2 separate regions of the Homo sapiens genome follow, and region 1 is linked to region 2. Evidence: read pairs that join two places in POLR2A ChIA-PET (ENCODE). Cell type or tissue: PC-9. All regions are shown on one strand. Links, peaks and the distances in the headings refer to the core of each region. The heading gives the core; the rest is flanking DNA. Region 1 holds the start of RASL11A (RAS like family 11 member A). Region 2 overlaps LNX2 (ligand of numb-protein X 2).

Region 1 (16,567 bases), core at 120-4,119, 330 kb before region 2:
GCAAATTTTGGTTGTGTCCTAATTCATTATGTAATGTCCTTGCTATTCAAATTTAATGTATTTCTTGCTGAAGGACATGAGGTAGCTTATTGTGCAACAAATTACTCAGAAAATGGCGAGGTATTATATATGAAATACTTGTACTGGTTTGAAGATAGTCCTTCTAAATCATCAAGGAAGAAATAAAATATTTTTTTTTTGAGACAGTCTTGCTCTGTCAACCTGGCTGGAGTGCAATGGTGTGATCTCGGCTCACTGCAACATCTGCCTCCTGGGTTCAAGCAATTCTGCCTCAGCCTGCTGAGTAGCTGGGATTATAGGCGCGTGCCACCACGCCTGGCTAATTTTTGTATCTTTAGTAGAGACAGGGTTTCACCATGTTTATAAGTCTGGTCTCAAACTCCTGACCTCGTGATCCACCTGCCTTGGCCTCCCAAAGTGCTGGGATTACAGGTGTGAGCTACTGTGCCAGGACAAATAAAACATACAAAAATAAGTGGGATGTCATCTATTGCGTAACAGTTAAGCTCAGGATCCAGAGTTTGCTTTTGAATCCTTAAAAAAAAAAAAAAGATTGTTTAAAGCATCCATTCTTTGTGTGTTATATACTAGCTTGGAATTGCTTTGACCATGCATGGAACAGGACTCAAAATAATAGTGGTAATAGCATTTGTCTTAGGCCGTTGTCTTGCTGTAACAATATACCACAGACCTGGGTAAGCAGTAGAAGCTTATGTGGTGGTTCTGGAGGCTCTGATGTCCCAAGGTAAAGGTGCTGGCAGGTTCGGTGTCTTGTGAAGGTTTGGCCTTAACTTACCTCTTGATAACTGCCACAATGGGAGTTCCTTTTTTTTTTTAATTGAATGTTTTATTTTGAGATAATTGCAGATTTACATGGAGTTACAAATAATAGAGATCCCTTGTACACTGTATACTGTTTGTCGATGATAACATCTTACAAAGCTGTAGTGCAGTTTCACAATCAAGATATTGATAATAGGCGGCCATGGTGGCTCATGCCTGTAATCCCAGCACTTTGCGAGGCCGAGGTGGGTGGATCACTTGAGGTCAGGAGTTTGAGACCAGCCTGGCCAACATGGTGAAACCCGTCTGTATTTAAATACAAAAATGAGCCTGCCATCGTGAGCACCTGTAATCCCAGCTGCTCTGGAGGCTGAGGCAAGAGAATCATTTGAACCTGGGAGGCAGATATTGCAGTGAGCCGAGATTATGCCACTGCACTCCAGCTTGGGGAACAGAGTGACTCCATCTTAAGAAAAAAGTGATAAGCATAAAGTCAATATGTAGAACAGTTCTAACGCCACAAGATACCTCATGTTGCCTTACGTAGTCAGACCACCTCTATCTCCCCTCATCCCCACTGATCCCTAGCAAGCACCAAGCTAGCCTTCATTTCTTTGTCATTTCAAGAATGGGAATGACCAGGAATCATGTAAGTTAGATGTGACCCTTTGCCTTTTTTGACTTTTTTGCCTTTTTCGGATGCATCTTTCTCTGAAGGTGCATCCAAGTTGTTTCGTGTATTGTGTGTATTTCTATTGCTCAGTACAATTCACGGTATGAACGTATCACAGTTTGTTTAGTCATTGACCTGCTAAAAGACATTTGGGTTATTACCAGTTGTTAGCTGTTGTTTTTAAGGCTGTTAGGAGAATTCATGTACAGGTTTTTGTGTGAATGTAAGTTTTCGTTTCTCTGGGATAAATGTCCAAGAGTGCAGTTGCTGGGTCTTAACGGTAGTTCCATGTTTAGGTTTCTGAGAAACTGCTAAACTGTTTTCCAGAGAGTTTTCTACCATTTTACGTTTCTACCAGCAGTGCATGACTGATGGCAATTTCTTTGCAACAATGGGGATTAAGTTTCATCATGAATTTTGGAGAGGACATATTAAAACAGTACCATTCAATTGGAAACCTTTACTTAGCAAACATGGGTCCTTGAAATGTATCCTCACTAATCTTACTGACTGTAAGTCCATTTCATCCCCTAATTGATTTTATCTAACCTTTGAGATTCTACACAGTCAGTCTTGTTGCTACCTACTTGGGGTGTATTTGCTGTGTAAGGCAAAGACCTAGTAATATTTACTAAATGCTATGAAAGATCAGGCACAGTGGCTCACACCTGTAATCCCAACACTTTGGGAGGCTGAGGTGGGAGGATCACGAGTCCAGGAGGTCAAGGCTACAGTCTGCTGTGATTGTGTCACCGCACTACAGCCTGGGTGACAGAGCAAGACCCTGTCTCAAAAAAAACCATTTTTTAGTGTGAATGGAGAAAAGTCTAGTTGGTGGTCTTGAGTTTTTTCTAATGAAGCGAGATGGGTGGTATGTACAGCTTTGGGATCCCTCACACCTGGATATGAATCTCTGAATAACTGCCCCTAAGGATTCACATTCTAGTAGTGGAGAGTTGCATGTAAACATAATTATCACATTAGTCCTGTGTATTTTCCAATCATAGTTCATGGCTCAACAATGCATCTAGTTGAAGTCCTCACAGCCTGTCCCTTTAGTCACACTTGCCTTCTTCCCTTCATTAAAGCAGCTTCCAGAGTCCACACTTACTCATTCTGTTAATACATAGCAAATTGACCAATATGACTAAGTTTTCTTACGTGGAAGGAGATAATAAAAGTGCCCCTAAAAGGGTGATTTTTGAGAATTAGATGGGAATACTTACAAAGCACATCATGATGTTACAGTGAATATTCAGTTACGACCAACTTTTGTTTCATATTCTGTTGCTAATTGAGAATTTTGCGTTGTTTCTTTACAAATGCGTGCCAGGAGTATTTTGGATGTCCAAAATTAAGTCATTGCCTTCCAGTGAATCTAGAATTTACTAATATTTAGGTTTTAAGAGTATATGTGGCCTCCTTTTGTTGGGGGAGGGGGTGTGGTATGTTTCCCTGTTTACCATTTATCTGCTTCAGAGAGCATCCATAAAATTGAGCTCTATTAATGAATTGGTATTATATGCCTAACAACATTTGTTGACCACTTGATCTGTTTCATCTTCCTGGCTGCTTTGAGATGTGGGGACTACCATGTTTTATGAATAAGATAAAAGACTCAAGAAGGGAGAATAACTCACCAGTGGTTACACTGCCAGAAAGTGGCAGAGTTGGGACTTGAACCCATGATCCTCTTATGCCAAAGAGTTACTCTGTTTGCTGTGCTGTTTGACTACCAAGTGGATCCCAGAAGACTCCAATAAGTTAGTGTGTGGGTGGGTGGGTGGTGGGTACCAGATAGTGTCTGGAAGACCACATTATTTTTTGTAACAGCTTTGTTGAGGTATGATTGATAACAAAGAACTGCACCTTCAGTGTGTACAGTTTGATGAGTTTAGACAATTGGATGAGTGTGCAAACACGTGATACCGTCATGTATGTGACCCTTTGTAATCTGGTTTCTGCTTGTTTTCCCTTTCACTTCCTGTTACTGCCTTCCTACTTTATGCTTTAGATATTAGGGAAATAGGTTTTTTCAAGTTCTTTGCACATGCACTTGCCTTTGCCTGAAACATTTAGGCTTTCCTTTGGTCACTTGATGAGTTCCTGCTTGTCCTTTAGCACTCACCCTGTATTATCTCATAGATGATACCTTCCCTGATGGAAGTATTTTAAGGAGAGGAATGAAGAAAGCTCTTGGAATCGGAGAAGAGAGATACTTCTGGTTGTAATAAAATCCCCCACATCTTTGTTCCCATGACAGATGTGTTTGCTTCTGTTACAGTGTTTTTAACTTGTAAGGTTCTGTCTTCCCCACTACACCTGAGTTTAGGGACTGTCTCTTACTAAATTTTGCACTCTTCATGCCTGGAAAATAGTAAGCATTCAATAAATGCCCTTCAAATTAACGAGAGGATAATGAGAAAAAGACTGCTCTTTAAAAAAAAAAAAGGATAGATATGTCTGTGTTCAATCTTTACAAAACTATAGTGTTTTCTGAATTTTGAGGACTTGTAACCATTTTGCATATGAATATGTAGGATTGTTAAACCTCCCATGTAACGTGCAAAGATCAGGAGACCTTAAACATTCTTTTGTTCATTCTCCAACAAGTCATGTTACCTTCACTTTTTGTTGCCTCATCAGTAAAGTGGTATCACCTACCTGAGTATAAGGGGTTGGATAAAATGATTCCTATAGGCCCTTGGTGCATTTAGGTCTATGATTTCATATTTTAACACAACCAGATGAAATAAGTAAATTGTGACTTGTCAACAAGGAAATGAGGATATGAGGTGTCAATTCAGAGGGGCTGATGAAGTTGGGCATGAGAGAAAACGATGACATGCCGAATTGACTTAGGGGAACTACTATCCTTAGCACAGATATTCAGAAAATGAACTCTTCCTATTTGATGTACAGCATAGCAATTTTTAAAACAATCAGTGGCAATACTATGAATATACATAAAATTTTAGTATTTTGGATTAATCTTCAAAAATAGATTTTCTCGCACAATACTGGGTTGAAGAATATGTGTTTTTCAAATTATTGATTCACTGATGAATTGATTTACCAAAGGGTTATACCAGTTTGCACTCCACCTTCCAGGGAACATGCTTGTCTCACAGCATTCTCATCAGCATTGATTATTTTAATTTAATCTTTGCTACTTTGGTGAGAGAAAATACTTATTATTGAGTTTGGCTTCAGTTAGCTTCTGGAACCCTCTCCTGGTTTCCTTTTACCTGATCTGCAGTCTTTGCTGGTTCTGTCTTTCTGACCTCCAAATATTGAAGTACCTTTATACTTCAGGTGAGATTTAGCCTCATGGCTTTGAATACCATTTATATTCTGATGATTATCATGGCCTACAAAACCCTACATTATCTGTACTATAGCTACCTTTGCGACCTAGTCTTGTACCACTTCCTGCCCCAAAGTCAGATCCAATTTCATGAGCCTTCTCGCTGTGCCTTTAATATGCCAAGTGCATTCGTGCCTGAGGGCTTTTGTAAGTAAGTTGAAGTACAAAATATGAAGGAATGCTTTTGAAGGAGCGTGTTATGCTATGAAGGAATGCATTTCCTTCATCCTTCCCCATGATTTGTCCCCTTTAGTCAGCCTCTGCTCGAATTTTATCAAGATCTCAATATCCTATACAGACTTTATTCATTTTCTATATTATAAGTTATAGTACTTATCATTACACAATATATGTTTTGTTTAGTCGTCTGAGTTTTTATCAACTTGTATCTATAGATCTTTATCAAGGGGAATTTTTTTTCTTTCACAGTGTCTCCCTCGTCACCCAGGCTGGAGTGCAGTGACACGATCAAGGCTCACTGCAGCCTCGAATACCTGGGCTCGAGTGATCCTCTTGCTTCAGCCTCCTGAGTAGCTGGGACTATAGGAGCATGCCACCACGCCCGGCTAATTTTTGTGTTTTAGTGGAGATGGGGTTTCGCCATATTGCCCAGACTTAATCTTGAACACCTGGGCTCAAGTGATCTGCCCACCTCGGCCTTCCAAAGTGTTGGGATTTATAGGCGTGAGCCAGCGCACCTGGCCAGTAAGGGGATGTTTACTGGTACCTACTCTACTGTGGAATGAAGGGAAAAAAGACACATCATAAAGCCTTATTAAGGAGGTGACAGTATAGGAGGAACAGTAAGACCTAAATCCCTTCATAAAACAAGGTATCAAGGAGGGTAAAAGAGGAAAGAGTTGGTATTGACAGGGCTCTTGCCTCTGCCCTCTTGTTTCACTGATTATCCTGGTCTATGCAGTGGCGTGATCTTGGCTCACTGCAACCTCCGCCTCCTGGGTTCAAGAAATTCTGCCTCAGCCTCCCGAGTAGCTGGGATTACAGGTGCCCTCCATCACACCCAGCTAATTTTTTTGTATTTTTAGTAGAGATGGGGTTTTGCCATGTTGGCCAGACTGGTCTCGAACTCCTGACCTCAGGTGATCTGCTCGCCTCGGCCTCCCAGAGTTTTGGAATTACAGGCGTGAGCCACCACGCCCAGCCCAACTTGCTGCTTTTTTGACTTCAGCCTGCAGGCTTGCAAAAACCAGCAAATAAACCAAGCAGCCCTTCCTGTTGTGCCTTCCTCCTCCCTTTCATAGCTAAATTTCCTGGTCGCCCACTGCAAATCTGGCTTCCGCCTCCACCACTGATGAAACTGTACTCTTAAAGGTTACGAAAAGCTTGCTAATTAACAAATGTAGATACTTTTTTCCAATTTAATTTTATCCACATAATAATTGACACAGCCAACAAATGCTTTCTCTTGCAGAGGGTTCTGCCATCATACTTTACTGTTTCTTCTCCCTATCTGACCCCCTTCTAGCCTCATTCTGGCCCCTCCTAGATGTTCCACATTTGTCTCTCTCTCCTTTATAAATTATTCCTGGGTTATCTAAGCCAGAGGTTCTTAAAGTATGATCTCCCAGCTGGCAGCATCAGCATCATCTGAGATCTTGTTAAAAATGCAGACCTGGCCAGGGCGCGGTGGCTTACGCCTGTAATCCAGCACTTTGGGAGGCTGAGGTGGGCGGATCACGAGGTCGGGAGATCGAGACCATCCTGGCTAACACAGTGAAACCCCGTCTCTACTAAAAAATACAAAAAATTAGCCGGGTGTGGTGGCAGGCGCCTGTAGTCCCAGCTACTCGGGAGGCTGAGGCAGGAGAATGGCGTGAACCCGGGAGGCGGAGCTTGCAGCGAGCCAAGATTGTGCCACTGCACTCCAGCCTGGGCGACAGAGCGAGACTCCGTCTCAAAAAAAAAAAAAAAAAAAAAATGCAGACTTGCCCAAGACCCTCCAAATCTGAAATACTGGGGATGGGGCCCAGCACTCTATTTAACAAGCTCTCTGAGTGAATAAGATGCATGCTCAATTTTGAGAACCACTGGTCTACGTCTTTAGCCTTCTCTGATACTTGAGGCTCAGTTGCAGAGCTCACATTCTCTGAAGCCCCATATCTGTAGTTCCATCTTCCTCTTGGGCAGCTCCATCTGGATGTCCTGCAGATTAGGTTTTATAAGTGGGGAGATAATTAAATTGGAACCTCCGAACTTTGAGTAATGTGTGTGTGTGCTGATTACATGTCTGCCTTGAAATGCAGGTCCTGAGCAACCACCACAGATTGTGAATTTATAAATTAACCTCTTACTGTCCAATTTCCCTTCTTACACTTGTCAGTGAAAATGAAGAAAAATATCCTAACTATAAATTTTTTCACCCTATTTTTAAGTAATAGCCATGATTGTAAGTGAGGCTGTGTGGTTCCTTGAACTTTGAACTGAAGTCTGTTCTGATCTAGCCAGGTATTTTCTAAGGCCTTCTATTTTTATTCAGTTGAAACCAGTCCCAAAGGGTTAGATAAAATATATCACACTGTTTTTTGAAGTTTTCTTCTGAATGTTGTGGCAGAAACACACACTCAGGTTCTTGTCTCTTCCATATTCCCACTCCTGTAGTAGCATTTTCTCTGTACTAGGATGGAAAATTTGCTAAAATATAAAGAATTGCTAAAATATGAACAAGGTAGGTTTATCTTACTCTTTTTTTGTGCACAAGACAAAGGATTTAAAACTGGGTTGGATTTATTTGGAATGAGTGTTTATAGCATGTTTCTTCACCCCAGCTCCACTTAGAAAAAAATTGATAGCAAAAATCCTTCTCCACAGAATCTGTTCGACCAGTTGCTAGGTTATGAATAATAACAGTGAGGCAGCAGCTGCAGCTGCTGTTGCTGAGGTGGAAAATGTGCACAGAGGAGTGAATAAGCAGCCGAGGCTCTGCACTGTGATTCTTTTCAAACAGCCGTGTGTGGCGAGGAGCTGCTGACAGGCCACCACACAAAGCCACTAATGGAAGAGGCACACAAATGCTGTCGTACACACTTCTCCAGCAAGACTTGGATTTATGGAAATCATTTGGGTTGGAAAATAAATGGGGTACTCTTTACTGTCTCTGTAAAATGAGATGATGGCTTAGCTCAAGTGAAGATGATTGGATTTTTTTGGTTCCACCTAAGAAGGAAGAGAGGTTCAGATTAAATTAATTGCTCATGGGAGATGAGTAAGTAAACAGTTTTAAGATCTTTGAGGTCAGAGACCATATCATTTTGTTTTGTTTTTATTTTTTGAGACAGGGTCACCCAGGCTGGAGTGCAGTGGCACAATCACAGTTCACTGCAGCCTTGAACTCCTGGGCTCAAGGGTTCCTCTCACCTCGGTCTCCCAAAATGCTGGGATTACAGGCATGAGTCACCACACCAGGCCCATATCCTATTATTTGTAAGCTCCTAGTACTCATACTGTTGTATGTACAGTCTGCTCTTTGTGTCTGTATCTGTGAGTTCTGCATCCATGAACTCAACCAAGCTGGGATGGAAAATATTGGGACAAAAAATTGCATCTGTTCTGAACATGTACAAACTTTTTGCTTGTCATTCCCTAAGCAATACAGTATAACTATTTACATAGCATTTACATTGTATTAGGTATTATAAGTAATCTAGAGATGATTTAAAGTAGGAAGGAAGGGCCGGGCGCAGTGGCTCACGCCCATCGTCCCAGCACTTTGGGAGGCCAAGGTGGGTGGATCATTTGAGGTCAGGAGTTCGAGAGCAGCCTGGCCAACATGGTGAGACCCAGTCTCTACTAAAAATACAAAAATTAGCCGGGTATGGTGGCACACGCCTATAATCCCAGCTACCCAGGAGGCTGAGGCGGGAGAATTGCTCGAACCCGGGAGGTGGAGGTTGCAGTGAGCCGAGATCACACCACTGCAGTCCAGTCTGAGCAACAGAGTGAGACTCCATCTCAAAAAATAAAGTAGGAAGGATGTGCATAGGTTATATGAAAATACAACACTCTTTTTATATCAGGGACTTAAGCATCCCTGGATTTTGGTATTCTCAGTGTGTCCTGGAACTAAAGCCCTACAGATAACCCGAGAAACAACTGTAGAAGGAGCTCTTCTCCTCAAGAAATGATTAATGGCTTTCCATAGCCTCTGGATAAACTTTTTAGCATGCCATTCACAGTCTGGCCCCCAGCCTTTTGGGTCACTTACCACACCCTTCTCACTGTTGAGACTACTCAGAATTCCTCACACTTGTCATGTACCTCCATGATTTTGCGCATGCTGTTCCCTCAATTTGACAGGCCTTCGCCCTCCCCTGGTTTCCACCGATCACACCTGACTCACCTGCAGCCCAGCTCATGCTGAAGCTTTCCCTGATACTTGGATCAGACCTAACTCTCCCTGTGGCAGCTCTGTTGGAGTTTGCATCCTGACCTGCTCTGGCCTTCCATTACCAACACAGTGTTCTACAACCTGCTTTCTTTATTTTGTATTTTTTTTTTGAATTTTGAATTTTTTGAGGCAGGGTCTTGTTCTGGCCCACGCTGGAGTGCAGTGGTATGATCACAGCTCACTGCATCCTTGATTTGGGCTCAAGCAATTTTCCCACCACATCATCTTGAGTACCTGGGACAACAGGCATGCACCACCATGCCTGGCGAATTTTTCTTTCCCCTCTGCTCCCCTCCCCTCCCCTCCCTTCCCCTTTCCTTCCTCCCTCCCTCCCTCCCTTCCTTCCTCCCCTCCCCTCCCTCCCTCCTTCTTTTCTTTTATTTCCTTCTTTTTTCTTTTTTTGTAGAGACAGGGTTGAACACTGGCTTCAAGCAATCCTCCTGCCTTGGCCTCCCAAAGTGCTGGATTACAGGTGGGAGCCACAGTGCCCGGCTCTGCACCCTGCCCTCCATACCCGTGGAATGTGCCAAGATTAAAACTCAGAGGGCTTGAGGCCTGCACCACTATATGGCTCTGTGACTGGATAAGTTACTCAATTTGTCTAAACCACAATTTAGAGGATATTCTTTACCTGTTTCACAGGATTAATTAAAAATTAAGATAATATTTGAGAATTTTCTTGGTAAACTCAACAGTAATTTATAAATGATAGTGAATTTGATAAATTTCTTCACTACAGGGATGTCTGTGAAGGCAGGCAGGAGTGTGTTATACTTTGCTGTCTTAGTAAATGTTCGCTGCTCTTTATGTTCTGCGCAAGCACTTATCACAGAGCCTCACAGAGTCAATTTTCAGTAATTGTGCCTGCTGAGTTGAAGTAAAATAGGGAGCTGGTAGAGGGCAGAGCCATGATTCCTGTTTAGGGAGAGCACCTCAAAGGCAGGGGCTCTGAGGCTCCGGTAAACTCAATAGTCAAGGACTTAGGATATACAGGAGAGGGAGTTGATGTTGGGTTATGGCTGGGGTGGGGGAGTTGTTTGTGAACAAGAGGAGGACCCTTGGCAAAATTTTGCCTGATGACTAGAATTCAAGCTTTTATTTGACTGGGAAAGAGTTAATAACTTCCCAAGTGTGCTATTATTTGCATATTACCAAACTCTGGCCTTTATGCTCATTCTAAACACCCACAGATTTGTATATCTGTATCCATGCCTACGCATTTCTATTATCTTTTTAAAACCACTTCAGCACGCCTGTTATATTGGTTGCACCATAGTTTTACATAACTCTGGACACAAATTTAAAAGGAAATGGCAGAACACAAGCAGCAACAATTTAGGCAAGGCTATTTATAATTCTACAGTTCAGTCACTTACTGTCTTCACTAGAAGGTCATGGATTATTTTGTATATTTATAAATGCAAAGAGCTTTTCCAAGGAGAATGAAATAACATGTTGAGCTCTTCTGAGCAAAGGTGCAATGTAAATGCAAAGTGGAACATAATTATCACTGGGCAGAGAACAGTCTTAGGAATCTTCCTTATTGGCTGACCTTAAGCTACAATGGTCTTATTCCAGACTGGGAATGTAAAACAGAGAAGGAGGTGAGGAGAGACAGAGATACTCAGCATTCCACCAAGAAAGGACTCTTTTCCCTTGAAAGTGCTGGATTTTCACTCCAGGAAGGTGAATAGGGTTTATGGCAGATCTCCTTGGCAGTCATTCTCTCTGTGAGTTCTTGATTTTGGATGGGGGTGGTGGTATGTCCAGCTAGAGGGAGGAATCATGATTGTCTAAACTAGTCATGGCCATCCCAGTCTTCTTTGCTAGATACTTGAGTAATCTCTTTCCCAGTTTCTCTGTTCTGGCCAGTGAGATGTAAGAGAGAGTCTGCTGAGTTCTTGTGAGAACTGCTTTATTTCATAAAGAGAACAACTAAGAGAGTACTTCCTTCCCTTCCTGTTTGGGTAAGGACTTGATGCTGCAGGAGCCACCCTGCATCCATAAAGGAGAAGTCAAAAGGAATCAGAGACAACAGCCCAGACCCCCATCACGGAGCTGCACGTGACCCTGGAACTTAACAGCTTCCAGTTGTTCCCTAGACAGTCATTGTCTTTATGGTGCCTTTTCCCCCATCAGGGAGGAAGGTGCCTTGCTTCAAGTCTTTTCAATTAAACTGCAGTTTAACAGAGAAAATTGCCTTATGAACAGTCAAAAGTCAGTACAACTTAAATATGGCAGTTTATCTCAGGACATCTCCCAGCACACGTCTTCCTGAGAGCAAGCTGCTCTCAAAACCAAGGCAATGGGAAAATGGTCAGAAACATGACTTCTGTATTTTCCAGTTCATACACTGAAGACAGCATTCATTCATTCATTTGGAAAGTCAGCCAGTGAACAAACATTTATTAAGGACCTTGCCAGTCCCAGGTGCCACTATGTGCTGGGTACTAGAGTCACAAGCTAGAGTCCCTGTCCTCCTGGAGACAGACATGAAACAAATATTCCACCAGAAAGTAATGATAGTTGAGATCAGTGCCCTGAGAGTGAGTAACTGCAAGATAGGGGTGGGGACAGTGGCAGTGATCAGAGACGGCTTCTCCAAGGGAGGAACATGTAAACTGAAGTCACCATCTAGTCTAGATTAGTTTACTTCAGGATTATTCAGAATTCTGCAGATAAGAAATGAGGCCGGGCGCGGTGGCTCACGCCTGTAATCCCAGCACTTTGGGAGGCCGAGGCGGGCGGATCACGAGGTCAGGAGATCGAGACCATCCCGGCTAAAACGGTGAAACCCCGTCTCTACTAAAAATACAAAAAATTAGCCGGGCGTAGTGGCGGGCGCCTGTAGTCCCAGCTACTTGGGAGGCTGAGGCAGGAGAATGGCGTGAACCCGGGAGGCGGAGCTTGCAGTGAGCCGAGATTGCGCCACTGCACTCCAGCCTGGGCGACAGAGCGAGACTCCGTCTCAAAAAAAAAAAAAAAAAAAGAAATGAGAGCAGTAGGGATACAGAGGGAGACACCAAGAAATATAGGAGGAGAAATGATGGAACTTGGCGATTAATCAATGTGGAAGTGAGAGAGTGGGTAGAGTCAAGGATGTCTCCCAGGCTTGGGCCACTGGGTGGATGGAGACACATTCATTAGCATGGTCAATTACAAAAATGGACCCCATTCTCCATCACTCTCTGCTTCCTTGCCCTTTCACACGTGACTTTTCTGCTGTTTCCACAAAGGGGCGGAGTGTATTTCCCTACTCCTTGAATATGGGCTGGCCCCATGACTTGCTTTGGCCAACAGAATGCAGCAGAAGGGATGGGTTCCTTCTCAAGGCCTAGGTCTCAAGAGGCCTTATCCATTTCCACCCACTCTCTTGGAACTCTGCTCAGCTACCATGAAGGCAGGCCCTGGCCAACGTGCTGAATGAGAAGAGACATGTAACTCAGTCACTACCCTCCCTCATCACAGCCAACAGCTGCCAGACATGAGTAAGGCTATCCAAGGGCAGCCAGCCCCCACTTCCAGAACCTGGAAGCTCCCTGCAGATGCATCAAAGGGCTCAACAACTGTAAGTGATTGTTGTTCTAAGCCATCTAGTTTGGTGTGGCTTGTCATGCAGCAAAAACTGGTACAACCAGGGTAGAGAAAGGTATGAATTAGGGTGGGGCTGTCTAATAGGCGATTAGGCAAGTGAGGCTGGAACACAGGAGGTCAGAGGCATGAAGGTCTTCTAACTGTTCAAGGTTAAAGTCCTGAGGCTTCTGCTGTGCTATTTCTGGTGGGCTCCAGAAATCCAAGAACCAGTCTATAGCTCTGTGTCCTGTTCCTCACACTGCCCCCCACCCCACCCTAGACCCCACCATGCACCTAGAAGTAAATATTTGGATACTGAAGCAAATGCATGACTCAAGCACATAGGATAGTATTAATGATGGACACTTAGTGCAGGGCCAGGGCCCCCAGCCAGTGGAGTGCTCATGAGTGTTCAGGAATGAGCCAGTGCAACCCCTGCCTGCAGAGGAGGGGCTGGGCATGGATACTGAGATGCTAACCATCACTGCCCCTAAGGGGACTTCATCTATCCCTAGCAAGGTCACAGTGACTGCAGTTGCCTCCACTGATACTAATTCAGAGCTCTTGCCCCCCGCCCCCCGCCCTTTTCCCATATTAATGTTACCCCTTAGCATCTTTTCTTTTCTTTCTTTTTTTTTTTTTTTTGAGACGGAGTTTCGCTCTTGTGGTCCAGGCTGGAGTGCAGTGGTGCCATCTCGGCTCACTGCAACCTCCGCCTCCCTAGTTCAAGCGATTCTGCTGCCTCAGCCTCCCGAGTAGTTGGGATTACAGGCGCCCACCACCACGCCCCGCTAATTTTTGTATTTTTAGTAGAGACAGCGTTTCGCCATGTTGGCCAGGCTGGTCTTGAACTCCTGACCGCAGATGATCTTGCCCACCTGGGCCTCCCAAAGTGCTGGGATTACAGGCGTAAGCCACCGCGCCCAGCCCCTTAGCACCTTTTAAAAATAAAAAGGGCAGCGTTTTACAGCAATCTGTCCCATTGTTGCAGAAACATCCAACTGATTGCACTTTTTCTTCTTCTCTCGTCAACTCGTAACTCCTATCTCAAGTTCACCCACAGGTCTAGTGACTCCGGCTGGCTGCTGCGGGGCGAGGAGACTCGCAGAATGCCTGACTAGAGGCCACTCGCGCGCTCTGGACGGTGGCCGTATCTCCAGGGTCTGAGCCCCGGAGCCGCAGTCCTGCCGCAGAGCGCCTGGAGCCGCGAGCAGCTAGCAGCCCGGCGAAGCGCACAGCCTCGGCGATAGTCAGCTCCGCGGCCTCTGCTCCCGCCCCTCCCGGCCGCTCCGGGAAGGGGCGGAGACGAGGAGGAGCTGGGACGGCCGCCGCGCTCCCGGGCGCACCAAGCCCTTTAAAAGCCGCGGGCCTTGACAGTTCTGCAGGCAGCCGCCGCGGTCCCGGACCTCTAGTCCCGCACTCCCAGCTGGCGAGCCGGCTCCGGGTGCGGCGAGGCCCAGCCCTCTCGGATTGCGCGCCGGACCCCGGGACGCGCTCCATGCGGCCGCTCAGCATGTCCGGGCACTTTCTGCTCGCACCCATCCCCGAGTCCTCCTCGGACTACCTACTGCCCAAGGACATCAAACTGGCGGTGCTGGGCGCCGGCCGCGTGGGCAAGAGCGGTGAGTGCGGCGGGGACCCCCGGGCGGCTTCGCTCCCCGGCTCCGGCCGCGACCACTGGGGGCGCTGCGGAGAGAGGGCGCCTCGGCCGAAGCAGAGGGCGCGGGTGCAGGTAGAATCGGGCTGCTTTCGCGCTGGGTGGGTCCCGGTCCGTCCCGGCCTGCTTCCCTGGCGTTTCCTGGTGCATCTACTCCTGGGATCTCGGCGGGATTGGCGCCTGTTCGGGGATGGGGTGCGGGAGAGGTGTCCCGCCAGTCGTACTCGCGGCCAAGCCCGCGGCACCACGGCTTTGCGGAGCCTCTGGAAGCGAGCAGTGCCCACGGTTCTGCACCCTTCACTCCCCCCAGTTTGTCCGAGGTGCCTGGGTTTGACAGGCTTGTTCTACTCCTTCGGTTGATTTTCCTATTTCCTTTTCAGCAATGATCGTGCGCTTCCTGACCAAGAGATTCATTGGAGACTATGAACCGAATACAGGTGAGAATACTTTCACGCTCCCTGCTTTTATGCTTGCGTGTTTCTTTTTACGGATGGGAGTTTGAGAATTAAAAAGCAAACTCTACTTCATTCTCCAGGCAAGCTGTATTCACGGCTGGTCTATGTCGAGGGGGACCAGCTCTCCCTGCAGATCCAGGATACTCCCGGGGGCGTCCAGGTAAGAACCGCCAGGGGCAAACAGCTCACCCCCACCCGTGAGACCACCCCAGTGGGCACAGCACGTAGGGCGCCCATGCTGGGCGCAGGGGTCTGAGCAAGGCATCTAAACCGACCTGTGCGTTTAGAGGGAGGAATGGGCTGTCCACAGGTGGGGCCAGTGGTTGGGGTGTTAGAAACTCTCTAAGGGGGAGGCATGGTTAGAAGCAGCCTCCTCTTGTTAAGCACCTGACTTAACTTCACTTTGCAACCCTGGTGGGCCATCACTACTTAAGCAGGTCTCACCATTTCTTCCGGAGGTAGCCATGGAACCATTAACAAAGAAAAAAACGTTTAAAACAAAACAAAACAAAACAAAAAAAGAGGTAGGATTCTGATGGGAGAGACTCTTCTCCCCTGGCAAGCTCTGCTTTTTTTGAGACGGAGTTTCACTCTTGCCCAGGCTGGAGTGCAGTGGCTGGATCTCAGCTCACTGCAACTTCCGCCTCCTAGGTTCCAGCGATTCTCCTCGATTCTCCTGCTTCAGTCTCCCGAGTAGCTGGGACTACAGGCACCCGCCGGAACTCCCAGCTATTTATCTATTTATTTATTTATTAGTAGAGATGGGGTTTCACTATGTTGGCCAGGCTGGTCTCGAACTCCTGACCTCAAGTGATCCGCCCACCTCGGCCTCCCAAAGTGGTGGGATTATAGGCATGAGCCACAGCGCCCGGCCCAAGCACTGCTGAACTGCTGCTGTTAATGGCTGTTCCCTCAAGTCAGTAATTGCAATCAGATAACCCCTTGGCAGAGGGTCTAGAATGTAACTTGTTTATTAACCAGTTACTAATTGCTACTCCGTTCTCCAGAGGAAAGGTCTTGTGGAAGAACCCTAAGAAAGGAATTTCTTTCTGTAACATTCTTAAGAAGTGCATGTTAAAAATGTTTTTATGAGTTTGGGAATAGATATTTATCTTGGCTTATTTTCAAAGTTTTGTTTATTATGAGTTAGTGTTTCCTAAAACTTGAGCCATTCTGGTTTGAGGTCATTCTTCAGTCAGCCATGGTTCACCAGAGACTGCCTGACAAGCAAGGGGTTTAAAAATAATGCAGGGATAACAGCTAATAAAGTAACTCAGGCAGGGAGTTTGCCTGGGAATCTGTTCTTTCCATATCAAAAGCCTGCTTCTGCAGAAGCTGGGTGGAAACTGAAAACTGTATTTAGAGATTTCTTTTTCAAGTGTTTCTTCAAGGGTTGCCTTGATGTTGTTTTGAGTTTATCTCCCACTGAGGGTTTCCTTGACTGGATCTCATTTTGATGTTTTCTCAGATCCAAGACAGCCTCCCCCAGGTCGTCGATTCCCTGTCCAAATGCGTGCAGTGGGCCGAGGGTTTTCTGCTGGTCTATTCCATCACAGACTATGACAGCTACTTGTCCATCCGACCCCTTTATCAGCACATCCGGAAGGTCCACCCTGACTCTAAAGCCCCTGTC
Region 2 (16,675 bases), core at 6,271-10,270:
TATAAAAATGAACTAATGATGTTGAGCATGTCATGTGCTTACTGGCCACTTGAGTATCTTTGGAGAACTATCTATTCAAATCCTTTGCCCATTTAAAATTGGATTTATCTTTTCATTTCTAAGAGTTCTTTATATATTCTGGATACTAGAATACACATGATTTGCAAATACATATATCTGCTTTTTCACACCATACATGAAAAAACAATACTGATAAGAATGTGCTAAACACAAACTTCCCTCCAAGTTAAAGTGTGAATTTAAAAGTGCAATCATGCCTCAGCCTATCCTGATCCCTTTTTTTTCTATTTAGTTTTTCCTGGACCATCATCTAAAGCAGGGTTGTCCAATCTTTTGGCTTCCCTGGGCCACACGGGAAGAAGAATAATTGTCTTGGTCCACACATAAAATACACTAACATCAATGATAGCTGATAAGCTTAAAAAAAAAATAATCCCAAAAGCCTTCCTGGGCTGCATGTGGCACAGGCTGAACAAACTTGAACTTAAGGTTTCATAACCATCTCATGAACAAGAAAAGTTCTCAGCAAGGAAAGAGGCTTCTTTAAAGGTTTTCTATTGTAAACTTTTTATAATGGCATTAAACTGTAATTTTTAAGAGGAAAAGTAATTCTGAACCTTGCCATAAACTAGGGCACAAACACACAATTTAAAAACAACAACAACAACTAGCACTTACAATTACCAAAGGCTTAAATGTTAAATCGTTAAGGGTGGGTTGGAGATGAGTGGTAGAGCGTAGGAGGAATGCTATATAGCTGATGTTGCTTGGCAGAATTTCAAAGAAACAATCAAAATGTTACATATTTAGTACAACATGTAGAATATTTTTCAAAGGCTTTATTTCTCTGTTCAAAGATAGAGACTGTCCATGTCTCTTAAAATTCTTCATTTCACTAATACATAATCAGTTAAAAATAGCAGTTTTATTTAAACATGTTCATCTTTCATAAATATTTTATCTGTAGGAGAAAAATGTTTGCTCTTCTCAAATCAAAACACATTTGTTAAGGGCAGGATTTCATTCAAATAGGAAGGTGATCTTAAATGTGAAATTATCAAATTTATGCAAACTACTGCTAATGCTCTATTTCTACCAATAATTAAGAGATTCCTGTAAACCCTAAAAGCTCAAGAGCAAAGGCACATGACAGCCATGCAACTTTTATACAATGACTCTTTGTTGCTGATGCTAAAATCTTATGAATTTCAATGAAACTTACAGACTTACCAATTTCTAACAAACAAGTGAGATTTGTATACCGAGAAGCCGCAAACAGTCGTAGTAATCATATTCTGCGCCGCATAACATCATTCTTCTTGCTAGTTTATGTTGGTTTTAGAACATGGCTGCAAATTTTTTTGACTTCCCATCACAAGGTGAAACCTATGTCCCCTTTTCCTTGGATATGGGTGGGTTTATGACTGCTTCCAACAGAGAAGGGATGCCAGGCAACTTCAAGGCTAGATCATATGAGGCCATGCAGCCTACTAGACACTGAACCACTTATGTAAGAACTTTAAATACCCTGAGGCTGTCATGCTGGGAAGGCTACCTGTAGCCTCTCCAGCTGACAAGTCCCACGCACCTAGTCATTCCCATCAAGGTGTCAGAAATGTGAATGAAGAAACCATCTTGGAAGTAGACTCTCCAGTTACAACTGTTGCAGTCCCTGGCTTTCAGCTCCTTCCCAGCTGTGGCACACATAAAGATAGCAGAGACAAGCCATCCCTGTTTCATCCTGTCTGCATCCTGACTCACAGAATCAACAAATGCTTGTTGTTTTATGTCAGTGTGTCTGGGGTGGTTAGTTTCTCAGCAATGAATAACTGAAACACAGATCAACAATTTAATTGGACTAACATGAGATGACTGTCAACTTTGGGCAAATAAACTGAAAGACTATAAAGACATGGTTCTGTTTCTAAAGGAATCTACAACCCGGCATTAGATTCTAACTTGCAGAGACTACCTAACACCTAGAAAAGTATCTGGCACATAGCAGATAATCAATATTTGCTGAATAAACAAATGAACTATATTATTTAGGGTTGAATGTTGTATAATATACATTTCTACCTGAATTTCAATGTTCTTATTTAAGAGAACAGAGAAAGGTCAGGCTGTTCATCACTATCTGTTCAAATGGCATATAAAAATCATATTACATTTTATAATTTTTTTACATTTATATACTCAGTAATCACTCTTAGCTGTCTGTATCAGGCAAATCACCACCTTTTCCAATCATCCATCTTTTCACTGTATCTTTCATGTTACAGGCCTAAGATACTTTAGAAATGATAAAATTGGTTACTTCAATACTAATAAGCACAGCTGGAAAATGAAACCTTCAACTGGATAAGCCTTTACCAACATGTAAATGAAAAGGCAGTTTGCAATTACCAAGGTTTTTTACATTCTCATTATAAATGGTTTGATAAGAAACACTAGTAATAGTTCAACTGCAAATTAAATTCTTGAATGCATGTTAAAGGAATATTCCTGAAAATCTGTGAAACTGTTATCTTTCAGCTCTCAAAATCATAAATAACTGAACTGACATTTCATTCAGTTCCTCTAACATCTCATAACTGATGTTTAGAAAAGAAGCCTATACACTGAAAAGAACAGTTCTACTGAAAGAAGCAGCCTGAAATATTCTTCAGCCATAACTAGTCCTGACTCAGACTAGTATATTCAAAAGACCAGTGTCAGTTTCCAGGAGGCCTCTGCCATCATGTTCAGATTCTATGCTTGCTGGTTACAGAAGATATAAAAAAATGCAATGCTACATTATTACACGCATTTTCAAAAGTCTGTCTATCCTACTCTATCTTACCTCCTAGTTCTAGACAACACAGTTTAGAGTTAAGCATTCTATAAATCTAAATGTTTCCAACATTTTAATAACATCTTTGTTTTTTTCATTGTTTCTCATGTCTTAACTCTGATGTTTAGAAATAAATATCAACAATATATTGATACAAAATGAATGTGTATTTCATGTGCACATGAATGAAACTTTTGCTACATAGCAGCAGAGAACATGACTTGACCTACGATAGAGTCAACATGGTTTATTAGAATAGTAAACAAGAACAGTAAAGCTTGAGTCTAACTACAGCATTAACTAAATTTTTGTGACTCAGTCTCCTTATTCATAAAATGAGGGGGATTAGATAATCTCCTTCAAGTCTATGATTTTATGTGTGAGTATAATAGCAAGCCATTCTATATCAGACTTACACTCTTACATCTAAGTCCAGTATGATGTAGTATGCATTGTTTTTCACAGCAATCGAGATTACTGCAGATTTATACTGTAAAACTGGCTTAACTTGAAATTAGAAACCAGTATTTATTTCTGCCATTTTATGTGATTCTACACAAATGACGTATACTGTAACTCTTCCTAAGTTAAAGATCAAGTCTTTTAGCAAAATCAAATTATAAAACTCATCAGCTAAATAAATTACTTAACCTTTTAAAAAGCTTTTATGAGAACAGAAATCCCCACTAAATATTTAGTTTTCCAACTCCTAATTCTTGTTCAGTCTAGTCCCTGAACCCAGAATCTTTACAAGATCTTAGCAAATAAAATAATGTATTTATTTCCATATTGCAACAAAATTATCGTTTTTATTGGCTGCATAATATCCCACTGAGTTTATGTGCATAGTATTTTTTAACCCTTCCCTACTTTTAAATAACTGATTCCAATTTACCAAACTATGCACAATGTTGCACTGAACATATTTACATACAATTTTTCCTGCTTTTAGATTATTTCCTTAGGATAATAAACTAGATAAAAGGAGATTTACATTCATATAGTTTTTAAAAACAAACTGCCAAACTGCTTTATAGAAAGAATCTATCATAATATCCTGTCATCTATTTGAATATATCAGTTTCATATTACAGCAGCAGAAATATTAACAGGTATAAAACAGTACTTCCTCACTGTAGTTTTTGTATTCATGTTTTTGATAAATAATGTTAAATACTGTTCCATACAACTTATTTATTGTATCTCTTCTGTACTTGATTCACCCATTTACTTACTAGTGCTCTGGTTTGTTTTGTTTTAATCAAGTTTTTATGTTCATTTGAACCACCTTTTTCCAAAATCTGGAGTTACTTCTTTTATATTTTTTGCTTACCTGTTTTTGAGATGTGCCTCCAGATCACAACGTTGCATTACATCTTTGCACACTGAAGAAAATGGACATAAAACTAATAATTTGTCTAGGAGTTTATGAACTAGAATACTAGACTTCTTGCACAACTTAAAATGAAGTCTTTTCCGGTCCAACGGACAGAAATCTTTCTCTTGTAAAAAGTTTCTGAGGCACTTGTAGCAGAATGTATGTCCACAGGGTGTGTCTAGTGGCTGCAGCAGAGGTTGAAGGCAAATATGGCAGACTAGGTCATCATCCACTTCATTCTGGTAATTGTACAAATGGTTTTCTCTTGTCCAGTGCTGTTGGCCACATTCAAAACACAGGGGGTTTAGAGAAGAGGAGGAGGTCTGTTCCACAGACACCATCTCATCACTTGTTGTTCCCATTTTGAATCAATTCTGTATCCTCATGTGTTAGACTTCCACTTCACGCTTGGTTTCCTTTAACAGACAGTGATGTATCTGACTAAAGTCAAGGTGTGTTTTTCTAGATAAGCAAAACAAACACATTAAAAAAGGTAATTAATATCAATCAAGATAGGTTAAAAGTATCAATGTAATATTACTGGTTAGCTTTTTTTAGTAAAAAATTAAAGGTTGAATCAGGTAATAAATTAGTCATAAAAAAAGAAATTAATTTTCTAGTTGGCTAAGAAGGACTTACACTGCCAAGTTCTTTTTTATTATAAGTTTTAATTGTCTCTTTTGATTTTTTTATTTATTTGCTTTTTGAGTCAGGGTCTTGCTCTGTCACCCAGGCTGGAGTGCAGTGGTGCAATCTCAGCTCACTGCAACCTCTGCCTTCCAGGCTCAAGTGACTCTCCCATCTCAGCCTCCCGAGTAGCTGGTACTACAGGTGCACGCCACCATGTCCTGTTAATTTTTTTGTATTTTTTTGTAGAGACAGGGTTTCCATGGTGGAAAGCCCAGGGTGGTCTTGAACTCCTGGACTCAAGCAATCAGCCCTCCCAAAGTGCTAGGATTACAGGTGTGAGCCACCGTGCCTGGCTCCCACTGTCAAGTTCTTGATAAAAAAACAACTTTTGATGAAAGGTAAAGACACCATAGATTATATAGTGTGACATAAGAAACAATCGATTTGTTTTACTGACTGAAATCCCCAAATATGTCACTGTTCAATGGTAGTTTTAAAGCCAATTAATTGTGCTAATAGTAATGCTGTTTGAGGTATATAATACATTTGCATGTCATCTTAGACATGCTTCTTTGCTTCTGATTGATTTTACACATTTACAGTACAATATCAAAGATTGCGTCTTTGAAATGTAGTCTCAAGGATAATTCAGAATCAACTAACACAGGAACAGAAAACCAAACACCACATGTTCTCACTCATAAGTGGGAGTTGAACAATGAGAAGAAATGGACACAGGGAGGGGAACATCACACACCAGGGCCTGTCAGGGGATGGGGGGCTAGGGGAGGGATAGCATTAGGAGTAACACCTAATGTAGATGATGGGTTGATGGGTGCAGCAAACCACCATGGCACATGTATACCTAATGTAACAAACCTGCACGTTCTACACACGTATCCTGGAACTTAAAGTATAATAATAAAAAATGACCTTTGCTCAGCACTATGGGAAAAATGAATTTCAGCGTATGTATGATTTGAATACTCTCTCCATATGTCACACAGATTATAGAAAGATACATCTGCATAGCGTATATAAATAACAGCGCAAATGCTGCAAAGTACAATACTATTTTATTCCACTAAAAGAAAAAAACCTGCCAAAATTCAATTAAACAGATAAGATATGTTATACATTTCAATTTCACCTCATAGTATTCCATACTTCGATTTGGGCTTGCTTACTCAGAGCAGCAGTGTGTGTGTGTGTGTGTGTGTGTGTGTGTGTGTGTGTGTGTGTGTGTGTGTGTGTGTGTGTGTGTGTGTGTGTGTGTGTGTGTGTGCGCGCGTCCTCTCCAACATACTTATTTTTAAGTTCGATCTGTTGCCCGGCTGGAGTACAGCGGCGTACTTGGCTCACTGCGACCTCTGCCTCCCAGGTTCAAGCGATTCTCCTGCCTCAGCCTCCCGAGCAGCTGGGATTACAGATGCCCGCCACCACACCTGGCTAATTTTTGTAATTTTAGTAGACACGGGGTTTCACCATATTGGCCAGGCGGGTCTCAAACTGCTCACCTCAGGTGATCCACCCACCTTGGCCTCCCAAAGTGCTGATTACAGGTGTAAGCCACCATGCCCGGCCCTCCAATATAACTCTTAGAGCAGCCTCCTCCAGGGTAGCGCGAGCCTAGCCAGGAATGCTCCCCTCATCTAACGGTTTCCATCTTTCTACTGCTGAGGGATCAGGGATTAAATATTCAACTCCAAAGGCAGCAGCTCTGTATTTCTTCTTCTGTAAATATTTACATAAGAAGAGACTCTAGAATGTACCAAACGTTGAACATCGAGACAGAAGAGGTAGGGAGAGGACAGTTAAAGCCCATTATTAAAATTCAATTTAGTAAGTACTCTAAGAAAAGTTATGCACAGGGTGTTACGTGACTATGGAGAGACATGAAAAGAACTGGCATCTAACTCTGGCTTTGTGGCCGGAAATACTTTCAAAAGGGAAAAAAAAACATGGGACTGCTGAGTTGTGACAGGAAGTATCAGCCAGAGAGAAAAAATGGACAAGGGCACCTTGGGTGAAAAAAAGCATCAGCTAAGTTGCAGGGGCTTGAGGGTACACAGCACATTCAGGGAATATGAAGCAGGTAAAACTGTGCAGCAAAGAAAACACACTCAAGGGAGGGGAATTCTAGAACTTAGCGTGCCTGCCACAAGAACCTTAAGAGTAGGATACCATGTTGAGGCTACTAGCATTTCTATTTCAATAACAAAATTCTCCAATCACGTATATGTATTTGCTTATTTATTTAAAGTATTTATTGGAAAAACAACATTAAAGTAGGCCAGATGCAGAGGCTCACTGCTGTAATGCAGTGAGGGAGGAGTTTGGGAGGCTGAGGTGGGAGGACTGCTTGAGTCAGGAGTTCGAGACTAGCCTGGGCAATATGGTAGGACCCTGTCTCTACAGAAAAAAAAAAAAAAAATAGCTGAGCATGGTGGCATGTGCCTGCAGTCCCAGCTACTCAGGAGGCTGAGGTGGGACGATCCCTTGAGCCCAGGAGTGAGGCCAGCCTGGCAACATGGTGAGACCCTGTCTCCACAAAAAATAAGAAAATTAGCCAGGCGCAATGGTGCATGGCTGTAGTCCCAGTTAATTGGGAGGCTGAGGCAGGAGGACTGCTTGAGCCCAGGACTTTGAGGCTGTAGTGAGGCAAGCTTGCACCACTGCACTCCAGCCTGGGCAACAAAGCGAGACCCTGTCTCTAAATAAATAAAAATTTTAAAAGAAAAACATTAATGTTTTAACAGATTTAACAACTGTCATAAATTAGGAGGTGGTGGCATAGGATTCAGGCAGGACAGTTGGCCTCAGATAAATTGTGTTTTTAAGAACTAATAAAATAATACCAGCAAGGCTGGGCACGGTGGCTCACGCCTGTAATCTCAGCACTTTGGGAGGCTGAGGCAGGTAGATCAACTGAGGTCAGGAGTTTGAGACCAGGCTGGCCAACATGGTGAAACCTCATTGCTACTAAAAATATAAAAATTAGCCGGCTATGGTGGTGGGTGGCTGTAGTCCCAACTACTTAGGAGGCTGAGACAGGAGAATCACTTGAGCCTAGGAGGCGGCAGAGGTTACAGTGAGCAGAGATCATGCCACCGCACTCCAGCCTGGGTGACAGGGTGAGACTCGGTCTCAGAAAAAGAAAAAAAAAAAAATGGGCGAGGCACGGTGGCTCACACCTGTAATCCCAGCACTTTGGGAGGCTGAGGCGGGTGGATCACGAGGTCAGGAGATCGAGACCATCCTGGCTAACACAGTGAAACCCCGTCTCTACTATATTTTTAAATCAGCCAGGTGTGGTGGCGGGCGCCTGTAGTCCCAGCTACTCAGGAGGCTGAGGCGGGAGAATGGCATCAACCTGGGAGGCGGAGCTTGCAGTGAGCCAAGATCGCACCACTGCACTGCAGCCTGGGCAACACAGCAAGACTCTGTCTCAAAAAGGAAAAAAATAAAATAAATAAATAAATATATAAAAATAATAAAAAAAAATACTAGCAGCCTGTAATCTAAACTCCTATCAATACCAACATCAAGAAAGCAAACATTTCTCGCATTTTATAATTCATGTTCTTCTCCCTTTGAGCATCGTAACTTTTAACATGTCAGTGCAAGTACATGAGATTAAGGAGAGAAACATCCTGTATCTCAGCCAGACAGACACGTCCAAGCTAGGTATTTTAATACGGAATTTCTGCAGATTCTTGTTTCCTACCCAATAGCAAGAATTACCAATTAGCAAGAATATTCACTTATTTTTTACCCCTCTTTGTGATAGTGTTTATTCTAATTTTTCTCTTCCTCAAGAAAAATACTACAATTCTAGCCTCCCACATGATGACTAAGAAAGTATTTAAGACGATTATATTTTAGCTACTTTCTAAATCTCTAAATAACTTCAGTTCTTTATTTTCATTTTATCAAAAAACTTTTCATGAAGAAAATTAACATGTTCCCATTTAGTAACAGCGGTCTATCTCAAAGGGTCAATATAAAGAATAAGTGTATATATATACACTTATATATATATATATACTTACATACATATATATACTTATATATACATATACTTATATATATAAGGCAGTACATATATCTATATCTATATAATATCTAAGTTCAGATATATATACGTATATATATACACACATACACATATATATTGCTGTATCTGGCAAATCATAGGTGCAATGTAAGTGCTATCTATTATTAAAAATAGAGAATCAAATGTTCACACAGATTTTATTATTTGTGCAAAGCCATATAGCATATAGTTACTTAGTAAGAAAGAAGGAAGATAAACCCATTCCTTCTGGCTTTAAAATAACATGATAGGAAAGATATTCCAGGAAAGCTTTAGAGTATGAGTTTTGGAAGGAGAAAGGCATCCTGACCTCACTTCTCTAAGCCCCAATCCCACCCCTCTTCTCCCAGCTCAGGCAGATCTTTCTCTTTCTGCTTTGTGTGCAAGCTGGCTGTACTGCCTCACACTACTCTCACACTGGGGTCCCTCACTGAACTATCAGCTCTAAGAGTGAGCCTCCCACAGGGGAGGAGCTCAATAAATGTTGAATGACCAACTGGGTGACAATAATGCTTTCTTTCAGCAAGTTTAGGTGAACAAAACTACATCTATGTATACAGGAGGACATGCCCATGTTCATATATGTTTGAGTTCAGATATTATATATCTGTGAGCAGTGTGAAATACTAAAGTACAGGTTAAATAATAGTCTCAAACATTTCCTAAAATATAAAGATAAAATGTAGCATAATGTGCATCTTTTCTAACTGTATAATCTATTTAACAGTATTGCTGGAATAGTAAAGAGAAGGAAGCTGTTAGCTTGGGCGGGATTATTACAACACATTTAAAATAATATCTTGAAAAACAGCCAGTGCAATAGGAAGGGAGTTTACTACCTAATTCCAGTTAAGATTAACATGCTTGATCTTCCTGGTTTAAGGGATAAGAATATCCACAAAGACTCTCAGAAAGAACTATGGTTTTCCACCATCGGTTTGCATACTCCAAAACTATGTATTATTCAGTTCATTTCTCTCGATGTTACTCCTGACTCAGATTTAAAGGGTCTTCACTGGCCCTAACCTAAGAGATCCAGCCCAGGGAAAAAGACGATGAGCTAAGAGTTACCACTGAAGGTTAGACAGGAAGCATCTGTGGTTCCCTTAACTCATCGGTACCAGGGGTCTAAGAATACCCTACCTCTCAAGTCCCCCTGGCCCATCCTTCTCATTCCTTAGCTTCAGCTCAAATTCTGCCTCCTCCTACTCTTGAGCGCTCCCCCCCTTCCCTTCTGCTCCTGCTGCCCTTTACACATATTTTCCCTTCAGCAATTCCTACAGTGCATGTTTGCTCATCTGCCTCCCCTCCTCTTTGAGGGTAAAAATAGCCTTTTTAATCTTTTGTATTCCCACTTCTTAAGACATATTAGGCATTTAAAAAAGATTGTTCTCAGGCTCATACATGATCCTGAAATGCAAAAAGGGTCCTGATATGTATAACTATATTCATATATGAGGAAATATTGTGCATTTGTGGCACTTCAAAGGAATCAACATATGAACCCAGCCCGTTAATTTACAAATGCACAAAGAATAAGGTAATACTCCCTTTAATCTACAAAGGGGTAAGGGAAAAAAGTTTCCTTACTTGGTATCAACACAGGAAAATTTTCTCATGGTATATGTCACATATCAGCTTTGATAGCTGCTTCTGTATAAAGCAGTGCTGTCGCCAGGCGCGGTGGCTCACGCCTGTAATCCCAGCACTTTGGGAGGCCAAGGCGGGCAGATCACAAGGTCAGGAGATCAAGACCATCCTGGCTAACACAGTGAAACCCCATCTCTACTAAAAATACAAAAAATTAGCCGGGCATGGTGGCGAGTGCCTGTAGTCCCAGCTTCTCAGGAGGCTGAGGCAGAAGAATGGCGTGAGCCCTGGAGGCAGAGCTTGCAGTAAGCCGAGATGGCGCCACTTCACTCCAGTCTGGGCAAGAGTGCGAGACTCTTGTCACAAAAAAAAAAAAAAAAAAAAAAAAAAAAAGCAGTGCTGTCAAACTTGTTTGACTTCAGAACCCTTTTATCCACTCTGGACAAGTTTGGCAGTTTCCTTAAAAAATTCATGCAACTACCATATAATCCAGCAACTATACCTTTAAGCATTTATCCCAGAGAGGTGAAAACTTACATTCACACAAAAACTTGTGCACGAATGTTTCTAGCAACTTTTATTTGTAGTAGCCAGAAACTACAAAACAACTCAGATGTACTTCCACTGATGAATGGGTAAACAAATTGTGGCACATCTATACCACAGAGTTTTACTCAGCGATAAAAAGGAATGAACTATTAACCTCTATGAACAACAACCTCTATGAATCTCCAGAAGATTATGAGCGAAAAAAGCCAATGCTAAAAAGCTGCATACTGTATTGTTCCATGCATATAACATTCTTGAAATGACAAAATTATAGAAATGGATTAGAGGTTGCCAAGGATCAAGAAGGGTTAGGGGCAAATAATAGGGCAACACAAGGGGTTATGTGACAACGGAAATTGTATCAATGCCAATATCCTGGTTATGATACTGTACTATAGTTCTGCAAAATGCTACTATTGGGGGGAACTGGATAAAGGGTACATGGGATCTCTCTGTATTATTTCTTCTTACAACTGTATATGAATCTACAATTATCACAAAATAAAAAGTTTAATTAAAAAATTACTGAAGCTCCCAAACAGCTTTTATCTGTCTGTATTCATTATGTTAGTAATGAAAATTCAAATATCCATGTTAATAAAAAAAACAAACCCAGTAGATTAACATTTTTATGGAAAATAACTTTTTTCAAAGTAAAAAACATAGAAGAAATATATTATTTTACATGTTTGTTAATCTGGAGTCTCATATATGTTTCTGTTTTTAATCTGTCATGAGCTCACATGTGAGGTCTGGAAAATTCTACTAGACACTTGTGCCAAAAAGAGTGAGAAAGGCATTGTGAAAACAGTTTTGACCCTGTGGATTCAATGAAAGAAAAGGGGGTAAATGACTGATATACAGCATCGAAGAGTTCTAAAACCCTTCTTTCACAAGAAGTACCGGTCAATAACCAACAATCCTTTTGGAAAAGCAAAAACTAAAAATGGAAAAATGCTTGATTGAGCCTTGCTATAGGAGTCTGTCTTTCCCGGAATAAAGTTCTTTCCCCAGAGCCTCTTCCTACTGGAAGAAGCATATCTGGATATTTAGCTGCATAGAAATATTTACCGTATCATATGGGAGCTTCACATAAATTTTATTCTATAAACTACTGGCTATAACTATAATCTACTGGCTTTGCTTAAATAGTAATTAATCACATACACACACAGAGGGAGTTTGAATTTATCTCTAAAACACGATTCTGTATCTGTTTATATATAATAAAACACTTATTGGTATATTTACCTTTTAGTCTCAGTATTTGTTCATTTTTATTTTTTGATAACTTTAATCTTTTAAATATTCTATATAAGGGAGGTCAAATTGTGGCTAATAGAAAATTTAAAATTTTAAACCCCCTTCACCTTTAGTTCTCCTAATTTTGAAATTCTCCTAAACCATGATGAAAAAGGTTTTTTTAGTGCAAAGTGATCAAGGCAAAAACCAAACTGGGTTACCTGCCTGATTCCTACACTGAAGACAGTTATACTAAAGTTATACTTTCAAAGGTTACTCTAAATCATGTTACCTTAATTTGGAAACAGAATTTACATAAAATTATTTCAAAAAGGAAATATATTAAATATCATGCTAAACCTTTCCAGTAACATCTAGGTGAACCTCTGCCAATAAGACCGCTGTGGAAAGAACTTTGCTCCAACAAGAAAGACTTCTCCAGCACCTCCAACACGTGGGCTTTCTTCATTAACAGCAGTCTTCACCAGCCAGCTGAGTTGGGGCAATTTTTATTTTTTTGAGACGGAGTCTCGCTCTGTCACCCAGGCTGGAGTGCAGTAGCATGATCTCGGCTCACTGCAAGCTCCGCCTCCCGGGTTCATGCCATTCTCCTGCCTCGGCCTCCCCAGTAGCTGGGATTACAGGCGCCCACCACCACCCCCGGCTAATTTTTTTGTATTTTTAGTAGAGACGGGGTTTCACCATGTTAGCCAGGTTTCACATGTTAGCCAAAAGTGCTATTTAGGAGATGCTGCTGCATCTATGGTTGGTTTTTTATTTTTATTTTTATTATTTATTTATTTATTTTTTGAGTCTCACCCTGTTGCCCAGGCTGGAATGCAGTGGTGCAATCTCGGCTCACTGCAAACTCTGCTCACTGCAACCTCTGCCTCCTGAGCAGCTGGGATTACAGGCACATGCCACCATGCGTGGCTAATTTTTATATTTTTAGTAGAGATGGGTTTTCGCTATGTTGGTCAGGCTGGTCTCGAACCCCTGACCTCAAGTGATCTGCCCGCCTCGGCCTCCCACGGCCTCCGAAAGTGCTGGGGTTACAGGCGTCAGCCACCATCCCCAGCCCGGTTTTTTTTTTTAAGGCAAGCACAGGTAAATGTTAGCAGCATAGATGGCTTTAGTACTAACCCAGATGTTAGTAAATAGGTGGTTTTAGATAGCAGATTTTGCCCCAGAGCCAATCTTATACTTTTTCATAAAAAATATCTAAAGCTACAGAAGAAACTTGTCAGTCCTATTTTCTCCAATAAATGCAAAAGAATCGGGTGGATACTGCTATTCTGTGATCAACCTATGCAATAAGGTAAAGGAAATAGAACTAAAATAATATCATGGTGATATTACTAATAAAGATTCCCAGGCTTCATTATCTTAACTAAGAACAAGATATAAGAAATTTAAATGTTGCAGCTTTCAAAGCTAATCAGTGACACCAATAATTTAAAAAGCATATTTAGGATGTTCAATTTGCTCTACTTATAACTTTATATATGTATTATAAAGTGTATATATACATATATATGTGTGTGTGTATATATATGTGTGTGTACACACACACATATACATATATACCATCAGATTAAGAATAACTTTGGGTCAGACCTTGAAGAGCCATATTTGTGCTTTCTCAAGGCCAGACTAAATAGACAATGGCCTCAGGGGCAGGGACCAGAGCCTTGTTGGCCTTGATGTTTACACAGAATGATTCCCATGTGCTGACACAATGTCTTCTAATTTACTTAAGTTACAGTTCTAACACTGAGAAAACTTAAAAGAAAGAAAATACATTGTAATTCATTACAGATTCATATATATCAAATATCCCTGCAAAATACAAATGCATAATGTTACATGATTCAAATATTAATAAAATATTTGCACTGTAAAGCCAGAACTATAAAGAGGCTGTACTATATGAAGCCCCTAGGATGATCAACAATGCACCTCCAATTATATTAGTTTCCTGTGTTTCCAAAACGGATTCAAACAAAATCCCAGGTTTCACATGTTAAGTTGCTATTACCTGCCTTTCTGACATCTCCACTAGGGAGTGAACTTTCACAAACCAACTATATTGAAAAGCAAACTAATTATTCTTTTCCCTAACCTCAAATCTGACCTCCCATTCTTTTTCCTGTCTGTTCGTCCATCCATCTAGGATTTATTGAGAATCTCCTATGTGCCAGACACTACTGTTCCAGGGTTAGGAGTTGAGCACTGAACAGACAAAAATCCCTGCCCTTGTGAAGTTAACAGGGGGAGAGGGTGGAGGATAGACAACATATAAGAAGAAATGAAATGCAGTATTTTAGACGCTGAAAAGTTTTACAGAGCAAAGGAAAGCAAGGCAGGGAAGTCACAGTACTGGGAGGACAGCTATTTTAAACAGCATGATCAAGGAAGAACTCACTGAGAAGGTGGCATTTGAATTTAAAACCAAAAAGAAGTAACTAGAAAGCCATGCAGGTATCTGGTGTAAAAATGTCTGTTACAGGCAAATGAAACAATAAGTACAATGGCCTTGAGGCGAGAATGTCCCTGGTGTGTTCAATGAACAGTAAGGAGGCCAGCATAGATAAAATGAGGAAAGTTCAGAGAAGACATCAGAATGGTTACTGGGCTAACTAAATCTTGTAGGGCCTAAAAAACTTTGGTTTTTACTCTGAGTCAGATTTTAACAGATCATTGGCTGCTATGTTGAAAATAATCTGAAGGGCTCAAAGGCAGAAGCAATTAAAAGCCTACTGAAATATTCTGAGCCACAGATGATGGTAGATTGAACATGATGAACATAGTTGAGATAGAGAGAAATTACTCAATTTTAGATATATTCTGAAGGTAGAACCAATACAGTTTGCTGATTAATAAAATGTGTTCATGGGCTGATGGGAGGGGGGAAAGTCAAGGATGACACCAAGATTTTTGATCTGAGCAACTGGAAAGATGGGGTTAGCATAACTGAGATGCACAAGTCTGTAAGAGAGCAGGTTTAATGGGTATGCTCAAGCTGGAATATGTAAAATTTGGACTGCCTGTTAGATTTCTAAGAAGAGACACTGAATAGACAGTTGCACACACAAGTCCAGTTCAAAGACAAGGAATGGGAAGATGATATAAATTAGGAAACACTGGTGTAAAGATGGTATGGAAAGCCATCAGATTGGAAAAGATCACTAAAAGTGTAGATGAGTGTAAGCAGCAAAGAGAAGGGCTGATTCAGGACTCCACCTTGGCACCTTTCTGGGGGACGAAGAGGACCAGGCAGAGGAGGAGTGTCCACTGTGATTGGACGAAAATTAAGAGAGAATTGTACAGAGAAAGCAGATAAAGAAAAGTGTTCCGAGGAAGAAGAAATAATCAACTGTGTCAAATCCTGTAAGCAAGTAAAATAAGATTAGGACTGAGAATTAAGCACTGGATTTAGCAGCATGAATTCATTGGTGACCTTGATAGAGTTTTGGTGGAGACAGCAGAAGCCTCCTGGAATGAGTTCAAGTGAGAATTGGAAGGAAGGAGTTAAGAGCATAGACAATTCTTTTGAGAAAATATGCTAAATGAAAAGGGGAAATTTGTATCTTGGTAGGAAGTGAAACAATCAGAGGTGATAGCATTCCACCCCATTAACAAAACATTTTTCACCCCCATGTTTACAGGTTTATGATTTGCATCTGTCTACATCCTTTCTTCTTTTGCCATATCTCTCCCTCTCCTTTCTAAAAGCTAGTTTCTCCTCCACCTGGGTTCATCCCTTTGGAAGCCTTTGTCATTTATCTCATCTTCTTCCAATCTCTTTCTCCCCATCACGTACAAAAACATTCATGTCTTATCAACTTTAAAAATAAAAACAAATCATTCTTCTACAATGGTTACCCTTTCCCTCACCTCCATTTCATCTCCAATAGTTTTGAAAAATACCATGCTGCAGTTGTCAACTCCTTACCTAAAAGGGCTTCTACCTCCATCAGCCACAGAGACTAGTTTCACTGTGGTTATGAATGTCTAACTGCTAAACCTAATGCCAGTCTCAGACCCTCATACTACTTTATCTCTCTTCAATATCACTAACGTCTCTCTCCTTGAAACTCTTTGCTGGCTGAAACTTTTTTTTTTTTTTTTTTTTTGAGATGAAGTTTCACTCTTGTTGCTCAGGCTGGAGTGCAATGGTGCAATCCTGGCTCACTGCAACCTCCGCCTCCTGGGTTCAAGCGATTCTCCTGCCTCAGCCTCCTGTGTAGCTGGGATTACAGGCGCCCACCACCACGCCTGGTTTTTGTGTGTGTGTGTGTGTGTGTTCTTTTTTTTTTTTTTTTTAAGTAGGGAC

What was found. ChIA-PET counts read pairs that join two places held together with the same protein. Peaks named below come from ENCODE experiments on the same cell type or tissue, not always from the same donor. Only the 100,000 strongest peaks of a DNase experiment are listed, where the experiment ranks them.
Region 1: POLR2A ChIA-PET joins it to region 2 with 9 read pairs; 3 of 35 experiments call an interaction of 5 or more read pairs at or near these places.

The regions. Positions count from the first base shown.
Region 1 is chr13:27,256,625-27,273,191 of GRCh38, forward strand. RASL11A (RAS like family 11 member A) reads left to right here and starts at 14,206. Exons shown (of 4, transcript NM_206827.2): 1 at 14,206-14,444; 2 at 14,860-14,916; 3 at 15,015-15,094; 4 at 16,403-16,567. The coding sequence starts at 14,321. RefSeq lists an enhancer at 13,668-14,168 and silencers at 14,117-14,336, 14,377-14,606. In PC-9, for the core only: no CTCF peak of the experiment used is centred there; no DNase peak of the experiment used is centred there; H3K27ac peaks cover 1,109 bases.
Region 2 is chr13:27,577,110-27,593,784 of GRCh38, forward strand. LNX2 (ligand of numb-protein X 2) reads right to left here. Exons shown (of 10, transcript NM_153371.4): 2 at 4,188-4,694. The coding sequence starts at 4,594. Among named protein-coding and RNA genes, the nearest start is that of LNX2, 35 kb to the right of the region's middle. In PC-9, for the core only: no CTCF peak of the experiment used is centred there; no DNase peak of the experiment used is centred there.